Regions from separate parts of the Homo sapiens genome. Here all the other regions are linked to region 3. A link is a contact called in ENCODE Hi-C or POLR2A ChIA-PET data. All regions are on one chromosome and are shown on one strand. Each heading gives the region's core, a stretch centred on a gene start or an enhancer-like site at or near the end of the contact. The rest is flanking DNA. Distances are from core to core; before and after follow the strand shown.

Region 1 (4,705 bases), core at 1,588-4,087, 970 kb after region 3:
CATAAAATATGTCTCTCATACTTTCCGTATCAGTTTCTGGTGGCAGATGTCAACCTAAGCAGTACATTAGAACCACTTGGGGGCTTTAAAAAATCCGAATGCCAGGACCACACTTAGGGCAATTAATTCAGAATCTCTGAAGCTGGGACCCAGGTACCTTCACTTTGCTTTTTTTTTTTTTTGGTATTTATTTCATTCTATTTTCTGTATAACTTTAAGTACATAAAGATTTATTTCCACAGGATCAGGAAATGGGTAGAAATCACAGGACAATCTCTCTTCCCACCAAAAAAGTTGCGTATTTTGGTAAGTGTTTGTCCTAGAGGGAAAAAACTGAAATTTACATTAGCAGTGCTGTGCAAGATTCTTACATAAATCAAGACCTAAAAGCAGCTTGCAGTGGAGGTTTTGGTCCCCTGTTCAGGTGCTTGGACAGAAGCCATAAGCTGGTGAGTGTGACAGGGAAAAGGAGGCAGTGAAGACAGGTGACAGGCACCTAGCAGGGAAGGAGGATTCAGGAATACCAGACTCCTTGGAATGGAGTGTTGTTTTTCCTTTTTTTTTTTTTCATCTCTGTAGGAAGGTGCTGGGCAGGGATCCCAGAGAAAGAAAGGGTTGAATACTCCTTTAACTGCCCTGGATGAAGGGCACTGCTACAGCAGCTAGTACCGGAGACTCTCCTATCTCATGGTTGAGGCAGACCCAGGATAGAATAGTGAATAAAAGGAATGCTTATAGGAAACAATTTTGCGTGGAATGCTAGATGGCCAAGCCTCAGCCTTTGGTCCAGTGCAATCCTTGCCTCACTTGTCAATAGTGAAAAATTAGTTTGGTTAGAAGAACCATCTGGAAACACACCAGCTTCTGCTACCTTCATGCTCATTGTCAGAAAAAGATTAACCAGTGTGAACGTTCTGATCTGTTAATTCCTGGGACTGTTTTCTTCCCAGTGGACTGTTTGTTGGTAGAATAACCCCCAAAGCTCAAAGCTAAAATGCATCATTAGTCCTCGTCGGCAGTTGAGCTGATTTGGAAAAGCTGCACCTTCCTGCAGAAGATCAACTGACCTGCTATCCCACTGCACATCTGAGGTATATTTCAGTGAAGGCAGGTAGCTGTGCTTTTCAGAGCAGAGAAGCAGTTTTAAGAGCAGAAAGGTAGAGGAAATCTAGAAAAGAACCGTCTTGATACAGATTTATCCCATGGTGTGAAGGGAGGGCAAAGAACCCAGTGGCACTTCGCTTATCCAGCAATTTCTGTCACTGTGGCGACAAACTTCTGCCCATTCCAGAGGGTCTTGAACTGCTCAGGAACTGGGAATTCATTAAAGTCACCGCCTTCTGTAGGAATGAGGACATTCATCTCAGAAGATTTGGCACTGGCTATTTCACAATCCAGGGAATTCTTGCTCAGGTAAGCATGGCAGCCATCTGTTTTGTTGATGGAAATGGTTGGCACTTTACTCATCACCTGAACTTTGACATCCCTACTGTTGATTATCTCCACAATGCCCACCATATCATCGAATACCAGACCAAGTTTCTTACAATTATCTACTGTAATGGAGTTAATTTTGCCCTTGATTTGCAACATCGTGTTGACACACTTGTATATGTAAGCCGCCTGTTTCAGCTCTGTGTCATCAATCACCAGATTGGAAACATTTTCCTGATTTTCCACTCTCCACTTCTTGCCCTCCAGTTCAAGTACAGCTGGCTCCTTCTTTGTGGCTGGTTTGGGGTTTAGGTGCAGAGAATGGCTTGGGGCCACTGCGTACTGGACCACTCTGAGCCTTCAGGGTAGGGTTCTTGTGAGTCTTCATGTCATCAGATACACGTTTCAGGGCATGTGTGATGCTCTCCCCCTGATTAATCTGCGCAAACAGTGCTGAGAGGGAAGCGGACTCATCTGAGCCTGAACTGACAGAGACTAGTGGAGGAGGGGGGCCTGGTGGTGGGGGAGGAGTAGCTGATCCAGCAGAGGGTCCAGATGGCAGTCCACTCAGTTCTTTTGTCACAGGCCCCGTTTTGCTCCAGGCAGTCCGGTGGTATGGAACTCCTTAATGTAAGCCTGCAGCTCTGTGCATATACTTAAATAAGCTTTGACTCAGTCTACATGCTTCTTATCCACATCTTTGTACTCTTTAAGGACTCAGTTTGTATAAAACACAGCAGCATGATTCATTTCTTTCACATAAGGGCCAGGATTGGGAGCCATAGCCACCCAGCCTAGGGCCTGGATACTTTCACTGACAGCTGACAGCTGATTAAACAACTTGCTGCCTCGGTTCTTCTCCCAAAAGGTTATCACTTCTTTGATCTGCTCTGAGATAGGTGCCAACAGATCGGAAAGCTTATTACCTGCCGGCTATTGACACTGAGAAGCTGTAACCAAGAGAGCTCACTCCAACTTCAAAACTGTGTGTACCATCTCCACATCTTTCTGCACGTCTTCCCCAATCTCTTTACTGATCTTCAAGTACTCTGCCACAGGGCAGGCAAGCAGCGAGTCAAATGCCTGCGCATATGGAGCTGCTCCTGCTTTTGAAGGACTATCTCCATATCCACGGTGCATGTCAGAGGTATGGGATACTGCCTCCAGGCGGCCCACTGCCCTGTCCAATTTTTTACCAGATTTTGCATGTCAGTCATAATGTATCACCTCCCGACTGCGATCAGCCGCTCTCCACTTCCCGCACCTTCACTTTTCAAAGATTCCCAGGTGATGCCAACCTGCTCTGCGGATGGAGCCCCTAAGACCCCAAGCGGCCCAGACTACGTTTCCCAGAGGCCTCCGCGGCCTCAGCCACTTCCGCTTCCGGTCCAGCCTGTCTCCGCGTGGTGCGAGCGCTGCACCAGCCCCTGGCTGGTGGTTACTGTCCGAACGGCGTGGTGTGGTCGCTGACTCTCTGGGCGTGCAGCTCCGCAGCCCTGCCGGCTCGGTTCGGTTCGTGAGCGGCCGGGGTCAGGCTGGGTCCCTGAAGCCTCGAGCCCCTGGCGGGTGCTCCCCGCCTTTCCCAGGGGCGGGTCGAGGGGCGAGCCGGGGTGGGAGGGGAAGGCGGCGGTGGGCAGTGCCCACCCGCAGTGGCTGCGCCGTGTGGAGCGACCGCTCGAGGCTGGTGCATCACAGAGCGCTCCAGCCTTGCGCCCCGGCCGACAGATTGGGCCACTGACAAGGCCGTCCCCCGGTGCTGCCAAAAGTGTTTGGCGTGGAGCTGGCTGCAGTCCAGGCCGGATCCCAGCAGCCGTTCCCTTTCCTTTCTTCCCGAGCGTACCCACCTGGACCTGTCTGCCCACCTGTGGAGGGAACGGGCGGGCGGGGACCTGGTCTAGAGGGCAGATTCTAGCTAGGCTAGGGCACGGAGGGACTTCCTCAATTTCCTCTCTTCTTTCCCAGATTGACTTACGCAGGATTCTCAGCCCTTGCCTGGGAGAACAGTTCAGGAGACAGATGGCCCCAAGAGCCCAGATCCAGGCAAGTTTGATTTTTCCATTTCTTGAGAAACCACGTGTTTCAGCGAGGTGGGGTTTATGCCTCTTGCCCGGACAATGCCCTGCCCTGTGTGTGGACAAAGCTACCCGAACCAATCCTGGATGGGTCCCGCGATTTCCGTCCTGTCTACCCATTACGTAGTCATTCACCAAGTAGATTATTGCTACCCATGTTTTCTAGAGTGCTAGAAACAGAAAAGTGCTTTGCAAACTGGCAGACGATGAAAAAAATACACGTTAGCATGTAAAGACGTAGGCCATAAAGACATAGGGTGATAGCAGTGCTCTCTTGACCTTTAGTGTGTGGTAGGGTGGGAGGGGTGGAGTAGTGGGCGCCTTAGTTCTTCCTGAAGAATAAATGAGATTTGCATAATTGCAGAGGATACTAGGGGAAAGCGCTGCCTGAATGAAGTCATTATGGCGGGACCATGAACAAACTGGTCTGAGAAAGTTGGAAACATTCATGGTCTAGAATCCCAGACTGGAGTTTGCTTTTATCCTGGAGAAAACTAGGTTTTGAAGGATTTTGAGAAGCTGATTAAATAATTGGTATTTTGAAAGGAAGTGATAAACATTTGAGTGTCTATTATACAAATAAAATTAAAAAAATTAAAGATCACCTACATTTCTACTGCTCTAAGTCAAGTAATTTCATTTGAAACACACTTTTCATTTTTTTAAGGCTTACTCATTTTTTCTTTTAGTATTTCATAGCCATTCCAATTTGTTCTAGTTTCATTACCACTTTTTGTGGCTTCCTTTTATACTGTGCCTTCAACCAGCCCTGGGACCTTGAGCAAGTTCTTCCAACTCTCTGAACCTTTGTGTCTTTAGCTACGAAATAGATTTTACTTTATATAGTTACGGCAGAAATTTAGAGAGATGATATGTATCTCAGGGTTTAGCACCGTGGCTGGTACATAGTAAGTTGTTACTCTTATGAAAAGCAATTTTTTTTTCTTTTTTAAAAATATTCTGCCCCAGAGTCAGATCATACTCCCTGTAAATTCTCGGATAAAGCTAATCACTTTCCATGTCTTTTCAAAGTTTCTATTCATTTGTTGATTGAATAAAGCTTGAACACTTCTGTGTCAGGCAGTGTTTTTGACTGGGAGGCAGCAGTGACCCACACTGTCCCCCTGGAGCTCACATTAGAGAGGATGCTGACAGTCAGTGCAAACCTCTCCTGCCAGGTGGTGAGAAATCCTGTGAAG
Region 2 (4,892 bases), core at 1,183-3,682, 770 kb after region 3:
CACACCTCGGCCTCCCTAAATGCTGGGATTACAGGCGTGAGCCACCTCGCCCGGCCGATAATGACTCTAATCTACAGAATGCACACCGGAATGTAATACCTACAAGGGAAAAGATCTTCTTGCTTAGGAATAAAGCAATCTCTCTCTTAATATTCATTAAAGTAGTAATGTCTTATTTTATAGTTTATAAATTCTGTGAGAGCAACGAGTCACTTTGCAGGAATAGCACTTAAGGTATCTTTCACCTACCTGGAGAACCCAAGAAATTTTCATCTTACTAGGAATTCAGAGACAACCACGTATTTAACTTTTAAAAATATAACTAAGTAGAAAGAATTATATGCGTGTATTTTTGGAAGAATTAAGATGACTTTTGGGACGGAACGACTGAAAACTACGCTTTCAGAACTCCCTGCCGCCTGAGGCTGTGGCCCTGACCCCGGCGCAGGGCCCGCCCCGCGCGGTTCCGGGAAGCCGCCGCCGCCGCCCGTTGCCCTTCGCGCGCAGCCGCCAGCGCGCGCCTCGCGTCCCGCCACGCAGATGGCCGGCCCGAGCCCCCAGCGCCCGCGAGCAGTTTCGAGAACTAAAGAGGCGCGTCAGCTCGTCCCCGGGCCGCCCGCGGGCAATGGCCGAGCTCGGCTCTCCTTCCACCCTCCGCCGGGACACACGCGGAGCCGAGCGGGGGTCCCAGGCGCCTAGGGGGAGGGGTTCCCGCGCCCGGGGCGGCCTTGGGGGGAGGGCGAGTCGGGTGCCTTGCTCCTCAAAACCCTGGTCCACGACTCTGCGGTTGGGGGAGCCGGGCAGCCGGCGCAGCAGGAGCCGGGCCCCGTCCACAAGTTTCCTACGAGCAGGGCGGAATCGACGAAAATACTTAATACAAACAAACAAAAGGAAAAAAAAAAGGACGACTAAGCTGAAGAGCGCGCACGAGTCAGATTTTCACCCCAAATACAAACACGATACCTCTAGGAGCAGGAGACCAATACAGGGACCGCGCTCCGAGGACACGCGGCGCAGCCGAGGAGGAAAAAGGGCCCGGGGCCGAGAGCTAAGGCTACGGGAACCGGGCGTGGGAGGAGGGCGGAGCCAACTCCCCACAAGGAAGTCTTGTGCAACTCTCAGGCGCCTGCAGCCACGTGAGCGCGCGGCTTTCATTTTACTCAGGTATTATTACTATTATTACTTCTTTTGAGACAAGGTCTCATTTCCGTCGCCCGGCTGGAATGCAGTGGCACAATCACTGTCACTGCAGCCTCGACCTCAGAGCAAGCGACCCTCCCGCCTCAGCCTCCCGAGTAGCTGGGACAACAGGCGCGCGCCACCACACGTGGCTAATTTTTTTTTCTTTACTTTTCAGTAGAGACAGTCTATGTTGCCCAGGCTTGTCGGGAACTCCTGGGCTCAAGAGATCCTCCCGGCTGGGCCTCCCACTGCGCCAGGCCTGTTCTCACTTTCAGAGCCCTCCGGCAGTCGCCAGCTCCCCGCCAGGGGGCCGGACTAACGCACCCGGCCGTCCGTGCCTTCCCCGCGCTTTCCTGACTCCAAAATCTCAGCCCGCGGTGCTCACCGCGTGGGACCACTGTCTGGGCGTGCGGCTCTCGACCTCCGACGCTGCGTCTCCCGATCCCAGTGGGTCCAGTTCTTGCCGGTCCCACGTACGGGCCCCTCGACCTCGAATCCCGTCACCCAAATCTCAGCGCCACGGCCCCTCATTATGTGCAGTCCTCGCTCGGTCCCAGGTTTGCGGCGCTTAAACTCAGATCGCTCTTCCCTGATCCCAAATCCCAGCCCCAGCCCAACGATCCCCACCCCAATAGGCCCAGTCCCCAGGTAGTCCGGGTACGGGGCCCTGGACTTCGGATAGTCTCCCTAATCTCAAATCCCACCCCCCGTCCCCACCCCCAGGGGGACCCGGTCCCCGCTAGGTCCCGGGTGTGCGGCCTTCGACCTCGGAGACTTCGGCCGCCCCTCACCTCGGCCTCCGAGTCTCTACACTCCCGCTCTCATATCAGGCACCCCGGTGGTCCCTTGGAGCACCTAGAGGAGGGTGGGACGCGGGGAACTTGGCAGTTGTAGCAGAGGCAGTTGAGGCTTGTTGACCATCACCATGGAAACCCCCGCCTGCGAGCACGGGGCGGAGCCTACGAGGGGCGGGGTCAGGCGCGCTGCCGGCCCCAATCCTCAGCGCCTGCCCGTCGAGCGCACGCGGCTTTGCCGGAAGCCCTCCTGCTCCCGGCGAGCCAGGCCCCGACTAGGCCCTACTGCCCGGCTCAGCCCTTTGCCCTGGACACCAGGAAACAGAAGCCCAAGGAGCCCGCGTCCCCACCCCCTGCTACCTGCCGGCGTGACAGCGATTCGGTGGCCCCCCGAACCCCACCTTGAGGAAGACGCGGCGCAGTCCTGCTTCCACGACGGAGCCGGAAGGACGCAAGGACCGCGGCAGGGCGGAGTTTCTGCGTCCGGCGTCCGGGGGCGGGGCCGCGACGGCGCATTGTGACGCGCCAGAGCTGAGCCGCCGGTTGGCCGGCTGGGCGCGGAGCAGAGCCGACACGGCTGGCGGGGGAGGCGGTGGAGGCGGACAAGCGAGGACGTTTCTGGAGAGGAGAAGGGAGGGGAGGGGAGGGGATAGGGGGAGGGGGAGGAGGAGGAGGGAGTGGAGCGGCGGGAAAGATCCCTCTGACTGCCCCTGAGGCCCTGGAGGAAGGACACTGGTGAGCCCCGCAGGACACTGAAATGTGCGCCGAAAGGACGCCTGATGGAAGACTAGGATGGGAAAAGGAAATGAGAGCCGATGGCAGGGCGTGGTGGCGCAAGCCTGTGGTCCCAGTAATTTGGGAGGCTAAGGCGGGAGAATCGCTTGAGCCCGGGAGGTCGAGGCTGCAGTGATCCGTGACTGCTCCATTGCGTCCAGCCTGGGCGACAGAGCGAGGCGCTGTCTCAAAAAATAAAATAAGGAAAGTAGTACACTGAAGGCCGGGCGCGGTGGCTCACGCCTGTAATCCCACCACTTTGGGAGGCCGAGGCGGACGGATCAGGCGGTCGGGAAATCGAGACCATCCTGGCCAACATAGTGAAACCCCTACTAAAATACAAAAAAATTAGCCAGGCGTGGTGGCGCGCGCTTGTAGTCCCAGCCACTCGGGTGGCTGAGGCAGGGGAATCGCTTGAACCCGGGAGGCGGAGCTTGCGTGAGCCGAGATCGCGCCACTGCACTCCAGCCTAGCGACAGAGCGAGACTACGTCTCAAAGAAAAAAAAAAAAAAAAGGTACACTGAGTACTCCGGAGACCGCCTAAAGGGGTCTCAGAGCAGGGCGTTAGGAGGGATTTGTCAGGTTGAAGTTGCTCAGGTGATAAATTCCGTGGTGTGAGAAGCCCCCAAACCTCAGAATGTAACTCAGACCCAGGTCGAGGGCAAGATTTTCAGTCACAGAGCACCTGAACACACAGATTTGGTGGCTAATGGCTAAGCCAGGGACAGATTTTCTTTCTTTTCTTTTTTTTTTTGATGTATTGTAGGGCTAATAATTGTAACCATTTTATTTTGGTGGATCTTCTTCATGAAGAGATGATGTCAAGGCACTCATCACAGGTTAAGCTGAACATTGTTACTATTGTTATTATTTCCAGACTGAGTATCGCCCTGTCATTCAGGCGGGAGTGCAGTGGTACAATCACGGCTCACTGCAGCCTCGACCTCCTGGGCTCAAGCGATCCTCCTGCCTCAACCTCCTGAGTAGCACCACCACTCTCGGCTAAATTTTGTATTTTTTGTAGAGGCGAGGTTTCGCTGTGTTGCCCGGGCTGGTCGGGAACTCCTGGACTCAAGCCATCCGCCCACCTACGCCTCCCAGAGTGTTGGGATTACTGGATTGAGCCACGCATCTGGCTGAACGTTATTTTTTAAATCACCAGAGAAAGTAAAGGAGTGCTCAAAATAGTGTCAGATGATGAGTGGGATGATTGTGATGAAGGAAGGAGTTTGTTAAAAGAAAAAGCTAGTTCCAAGAAAGAGAATGGAAAGAGTAAAGCAGGAGCTGTCAGAATAGGTAAAAATGTCCAAAGAGAAAACTGCATAATTTGAGGCAAAATTACAGAAAATAGTTCCTGCAAAAATCAGATAGGTATTCAGCATCATAGGAAAGGGGCGAAAATCAGATAGGTAGGTATTCTTAAGAAGTTGTGGCCGGCCGGGCGCGGTGGCTCGCGCCTGTAATCCCAAGACTTTGGGAGGCCGAGGTGGGTGGATCACCTGAGGTTAGGCGTTTGAGACCAGCCTGGGCAACATGGCGAAACCCTGTCTCTACTAAAAATACAAAAAAAAATTAGCCGGGCGTGTTGGCGCGTACCTGTAGTCCCATCTACCCTGGAGGCTGAGGCAGGAGAATCGCTTGAATCCAGGAGGTGATGGTTGCAGTGAGCCGAGATTGCACCATTGCCCTCCAGCCTGGGTAACAAGAGCGAAACTCTGTCTCAAAAAAAAAAAAAAAGTCATACAGTGACTGCATCACAGCTCATGCTGTAGAAAGATGTTTCTGGAGAGAAAAATTCAAGTAGCCAATTTAAATCGAATATTAGGAAAATTAAACCAAAAGGGCTCACGCCTGTAATCCTAGCACTTTGGGAAGCCGAGTCAGGCGGATTACCTGAGGTCAGGAGTTCAAGACCATCCTGGCCAACATGGTGAAACCCTGTCTCTACTAAAAATACAAAAATTAGCCGGGCGTGGTGGCACATGCCTGTAATCTCAGCTACTCAGGAGGGTGAGGCAGGAGAATTGCTTGAGCCCAGGAGATGGAGGTTGCAGTGAGCCAAGATTTTGCCACTGCACTCTAGCCTGGCCGACAGAGCAAGACTCTGTCTCAAAAAAAAAAAAAGAAAGAAAATTAAACCA
Region 3 (4,755 bases), core at 391-2,890:
TTGTTCTGTTCTTGGAAAGACGGAGACAACTCTGAAGATACAGCTGAGTTGGAAAAAGAGGAATGGGGTCATGAAAGATTTGGCCTGCCTGGCAACTCCCGGATTCTTCTGCCCTAAGAAGCCATACACACCCACTAGGTAAAATGCTCCGTCTGGGAGAATATCAATGTCCTCTGACACTTCGGAATAGGGGGTAGAAATGGTGAAAGAACACCCTAATACAACTCCAACATAACCATGTAGCTCTTGGGCACAAGATTTTTCATCAGGTGAAAGTAAATATTTGCTTCCTAAGGATTTCAATCTCCCTCAGTCTTCACAAAAAATGTATAATGACAATATTGGCCAAACAAGTTAACAATACATTTAATGAAAAAACATTAACACTAAAACCATTGTAAAGAATAGGACTAGGCTATCGATTTTCCCAGTAATGTTACTTAACCTCTGATGAGTTAGTCCACAGAAAACCATAAGCGTCAGTGCTTCAAAGAAAAAATCCGTTTTAATTTCTTCATCTAACTTTGTTGCTATTTCTCAAAAGGATGTTTTAAACTTGCTTTGATGTGTGTAGAAAAGTAGTACTGGCTTAGGGGTCAGGAGAAGTGACTTTTAGTTCTCCCTACTAACAAACTTTGATCCTGAACAAGTCAGTAACCTTGACAAACAAAAAACAAAAAAATTATTTTTTCTTCTAACAAATGAGGCAAAATTAGGTAATTCTGGTTTTTTGTTTGTTTGTTTGTTTTTGAGACGGAGTTTCGTTCTTGTTGCCCAGTCTGGAGTGCAATGGTGCAATCTCAGCTACCTGCAACCTCCGCCTCCCGGGTTCAAGCATTTCTCTGCCTCAGTAGCTGGGATTACAGTCATAGGCCACCACGCATGGCTACTTTTAGTATTTTTAGTAGAGACGGGGATTTGCCATGTTGGTCAGGCTGGTCTCGAATTCCTGACCTCAGGTGATCCACCCTCCTCGGCCTCCCAAAGTGCAGGATTACAGGAGAGAGCCACCGCGCTAGGCCAAAATTATGTAATTCTTGAAGATCCTTCCTGAGTGCAAGATCAAGTTAGGACAGAGGAACAGCAAATAACAAGATGGGGTGATGGACATGACTGGAGGGCAGTTCGAAACCTAAAGAGGATGAACGCAGAACGGGCAACAGAGTCCGTATGTCGGGCGGGCGACTGCACCCGCCCTTTCCTACCCAGGTAGGGCCGCGCCCTAGCACATGGGCGTAAACACGCTCAACCAGAGAACTGCCCCTCCCGCAAGGCTCAGCGCTCGGACCGCGCAAGCGCACATGCCCTCCTCCGCGGCCCCTACAAACAGGGCAACGCACAGGGCGTAGCCCGCTCCCTACAGAGGCTGCGCCTTAGAGGAACTGGCGTAGCGTCCTGGTAGACATGCTGCAGCCCCGCCGTCCCCGGCTTCTCCGTGAGGTCCCCGGGACTCCTCGCCACCACCTGGCACTGGCCCCCGGCTGCCTGCTCCTGGAGTCGCGCGGGGCCCCCTCTCCGTCCCTGCCCAACCCGCGGAGGCTTACCTCACTCTCTCTTCGGGTTGCATTCGCCATAAGAGAGCCGGTAGACCCCTGAAATCCCGGGACCGCCTCCCACGCAAAACGTGAGACAAACAAAAGGAAAGGCGGAAACGCAGAAACGCAGAGGTAGCCAGTGGATGAGGCATGCGCAGAGCCCACGCTCAAAGCCTGGCGCTGTTGGCGCCCAACCTGGAAACTACCTTTCCCGTGAGGACGCGAGAGCAGCCCTTCGGGATTGGCAGAGAGGTGCCCCGCTAGGCAGTGGACAGATGCGGTCTGAGTTGGTGTGGGAACTGCCCGCAGCCCTGGCTCTCCCGGGGCGACCCAAAGGGATGCACTGCAGGGGAGGTCTGTGTGCAGCAAGTGTGCAGGTTAGACACAGACGCCTCAAGGAAAGGACAGCTGTGTGTCAGTTTCACTTTAAATGTTAGGAAGTAGATCTTATTGATACAGTTTAAAAGACTTTGACACTATCAGCGATTCTTTGAGAGCAGGGATGGGGGGGATGGGGGAGGTGCCACAGGAAAGCTACTTCATCAAAATCGTTAACGCAATAAACGGAAATTGAAAAGTCAGAAAATAGACATAATCCGAAAGAAGAAAATAAATGTCACATGATTTCCCCTGTGACATTAAAATTGCTTGACTAAATGGAAATACATTTAGTCTATCTGTACCTTTCTTAGGAAGACAAAATTCCTAAAAGAATATCAACAAATTTTTTTATGTATTTTTTCTCTTTGATCTTTAGTGTATTGTGTACTTTACAAAAGCATTGTCAACTTTATCCAGAGTAAGTAAAAAACTAAATGAACAGCCATTATACGTTTTAAAAAGCTTGAAAAAATGCCTGAGAAATATCTATATCTATCTATATATATAATATTGCTCTATTCAAAGTAGTTTGGCACCTGCTCCATGGAAATAAGACACCATGATTGAGAGTATTCTTTAATGTGTAGTAAATACAGCATTTCAAAACAGTGAGGGAAAGAATGGAGTATTCCAAAGAGCATGTCATTCCTAACAATTTGGAATATAGAGATATATATAGATCACACGTGATAAAATTCACATGTATACAGTATTGAAACATTTAAACGAGTATAAATTTTTGAAAATTGACATGTGGGCCAGGCACAGTGGCCCACACCTGTAATCCCAGCAGTTTGGGAGGTGGAGGCAGGAGGACCACTTGATCCTTAGAGTCCAAGACCAGCCTGGGCGTTATAGTGGGACCCCTGTCTCTACAAAAAATTAAAAATAACAATTAGCTGGGCATGTAGGCAGGCGCCTGTGATCCCAGCTACTCAGGAGGCTGAGGTTGGACGATCACTTGAGCCCCAGGTTGCAGTAAGCCATCATGGCACCACTGCACTCCAGCCTGGGTGACAAAGTGAGACTTTGTCTCAAAAAAAACCAAAAAGGGATGTGATACCAAAGACAGAAACTATAAATTTAATATCAGTTACATTTTATAATAGAGAAAAATAAGCAGCTCCATTCCAGCAAAACTTTTTAAGTCCATTATGAGAATTGAAAGAAATGCAAATATGGCCGGGCATGGCAGCTCACGCCTGTAGTCCCAGCATTTTGGGAGGCTGAGGCGGGCAGATCATGAGGTCAAGACATTGAGAACATCCTGCCCAAAATGGTGAAACCCCTTCTGTACTAAAAATACAAAAATTAGCTGGACGTGGTGGTGCGCACCTGTAGTCCCAGCTAGTCAGGAGGCTGAGGCAGGAGAATCGCTTGAACCCGGGAGGTGGAGGTTGCAGTGAGCCAAGATCGCACTACTACACTCCAGCCTGGTGACAGAGTGAGACTGCATCTCAAAAAAGAAAAAAAGAAAAAAGGAAATGCAAATATTTGAGTAAAAATATGTGAAACATATTGAAATTTACATTTTTAAATTTATGCTTTATATACTGAAAAGTTCACTTTATTTGTTGCATAATTTTATGAGTTTTGACAAACGCACAGATTTGTGTAACCACCACCACAAGCAAGATACAAAATTATTTCACCTGTCAATAAAATTCCTCCATGCTACCTTTTGAAAGTCAGATTCTCTAACCACTCTTAGCCTCTTGCAGCCACTATCTAGTCTTTGGGCCTGTATGTTTGCCTTTTTTAGAATATTATATAAATGGAATCATACAATATGCAGTCTTTGAATCTGGTATCTTTTACTTAACACAATGCAATTGAGATCCTTCCGTGTTGTTTTGTGTACCAATACTTCTGTTTTTCTTGCTGTTAGAAACAAGTGCCTGGTGCCGCAGAGAAAACCAGCACAAAGGCAGAAAATTCCTCAGCAAGAGAAATTTACTTCTGCAGAAGGGTGCAGGTTATGCCAGTCATGATCACAAGAGAACACCGAGAAGGGCAGGGCAGGGGTTTTTATCCCTGATGCAGTTCCTAGCACTTCTGTGTCCCTTCCCCATTGGCTGGGATTAGACCTCACAATCAAAGCTAACTCGATTGGCTAAGGTTTAAAATTGACAGGGTCTATTAGGCGGGAAGGAAGGGGGACTGTCCATTACTAAGCGGGAAGGCATATCCGGACTTGTCTGGGCATGGCAAAGGCGGGAAGGTTGTTTACAGAACAGGTAGCTTGGAGACAAGGAAGTACAAGGAAGTTGGTCTTGAGCAACAAACAACAGGGAACTAAAGCTTTCTGAAGAGTAATTTGTCAACTCTGACATTGCTGACTCCTATTTCTTGGTATGGATTTACCAGCTTCCTTGTCCATTCCCCAGTCCAGGGATATGCAAGTTGTTTCCAATTGGGAGAAATTGTAAATAAATAAAATATTTTTAAGTTTAAGATTTGAAAAGATTGTAAAAAACACTAATATACACCTATGGTATGGGCTTGGGGAAATGTTTATTCCCAGTGTATTAATCAGGATTCTCCAGAGAAACAGAACCAATAGGAGGGAGTAAGGGAGAAAGAGACATTGATGATGAGAAATTGGTTCACATGTCTATGGAGGCTAAGAAGTCCAACAATCTGTCATTTGCAAGCTGGAAATCCAAGAATGCTGGTGGTGTAATTCTGGTATGAGTCCAAAGGCTTGAGAACCACGGAAGCCAATGGTGTAAATCCCAGTGCAAGGACAGGAAAGGATAAGATGAAATGTCCCAACTCAACAATGAGGCAGAAAATATGGGTGAATTCCTCCTCTCTGCCTTGTGTTCTATCCAGGCCC

The links. Hi-C counts contacts between places; a loop is a spot of excess contacts on that map. ChIA-PET counts read pairs that join two places held with the same protein, here RNA polymerase II (POLR2A). Pooled maps may share reads with other maps.
Region 1: a loop to region 3 is called in a map of CD8-positive, alpha-beta T cell, with 17 times the contacts of the local background. The contact joins the promoter of ZNF485 here to the promoter of ZNF33B in region 3. A Hi-C loop is called at or near these places in 2 of 168 maps with a recorded cell type or tissue (CD8-positive, alpha-beta T cell and naive thymus-derived CD4-positive, alpha-beta T cell), 10 of 37 single-sample maps with no recorded cell type and 12 of 50 pooled maps.
Region 2: a map of B cell shows a loop between it and region 3 (12-fold over the local background). The contact joins the promoter of HNRNPF here to the promoter of ZNF33B in region 3. A Hi-C loop is called at or near these places in 7 of 168 maps with a recorded cell type or tissue (B cell, CD4-positive, alpha-beta memory T cell, CD8-positive, alpha-beta T cell and 3 more), 15 of 37 single-sample maps with no recorded cell type and 19 of 50 pooled maps. POLR2A ChIA-PET finds 5 or more read pairs at or near these places in 3 of 52 experiments (MCF 10A, T-cell and activated B cell).

Annotation. Positions count from the first base shown.
Region 1 is chr10:43,603,601-43,608,305 of GRCh38, forward strand. It overlaps ZNF485 (zinc finger protein 485), which reads left to right and starts at 2,838. Exons shown (of 5, transcript NM_145312.4): 1 at 2,838-2,946; 2 at 3,397-3,474. The coding sequence starts at 3,451. It also overlaps the pseudogene CAP1P2. RefSeq lists an enhancer at 2,544-2,593 and a silencer at 2,874-3,153.
Region 2 is chr10:43,406,754-43,411,645 of GRCh38, forward strand. HNRNPF (heterogeneous nuclear ribonucleoprotein F) reads right to left here and starts at 2,433. Exons shown (of 4, transcript NM_001098204.2): 1 at 2,378-2,433. RefSeq lists silencers at 403-772, 2,053-2,172, 2,623-2,852 and enhancers at 943-1,002, 1,143-1,192, 1,160-1,763, 1,203-1,542, 2,273-2,332.
Region 3 is chr10:42,636,930-42,641,684 of GRCh38, forward strand. It overlaps ZNF33B (zinc finger protein 33B), which reads right to left and starts at 1,641. Exons shown (of 5, transcript NM_006955.3): 1 at 1,545-1,641; 2 at 1-43. It overlaps LOC105378268 (a long non-coding RNA gene), which reads left to right and starts at 1,376. Exons shown (of 2, transcript XR_945898.3): 1 at 1,376-1,624. RefSeq lists enhancers at 403-1,271, 931-1,200 and silencers at 1,391-1,560, 4,652-4,755.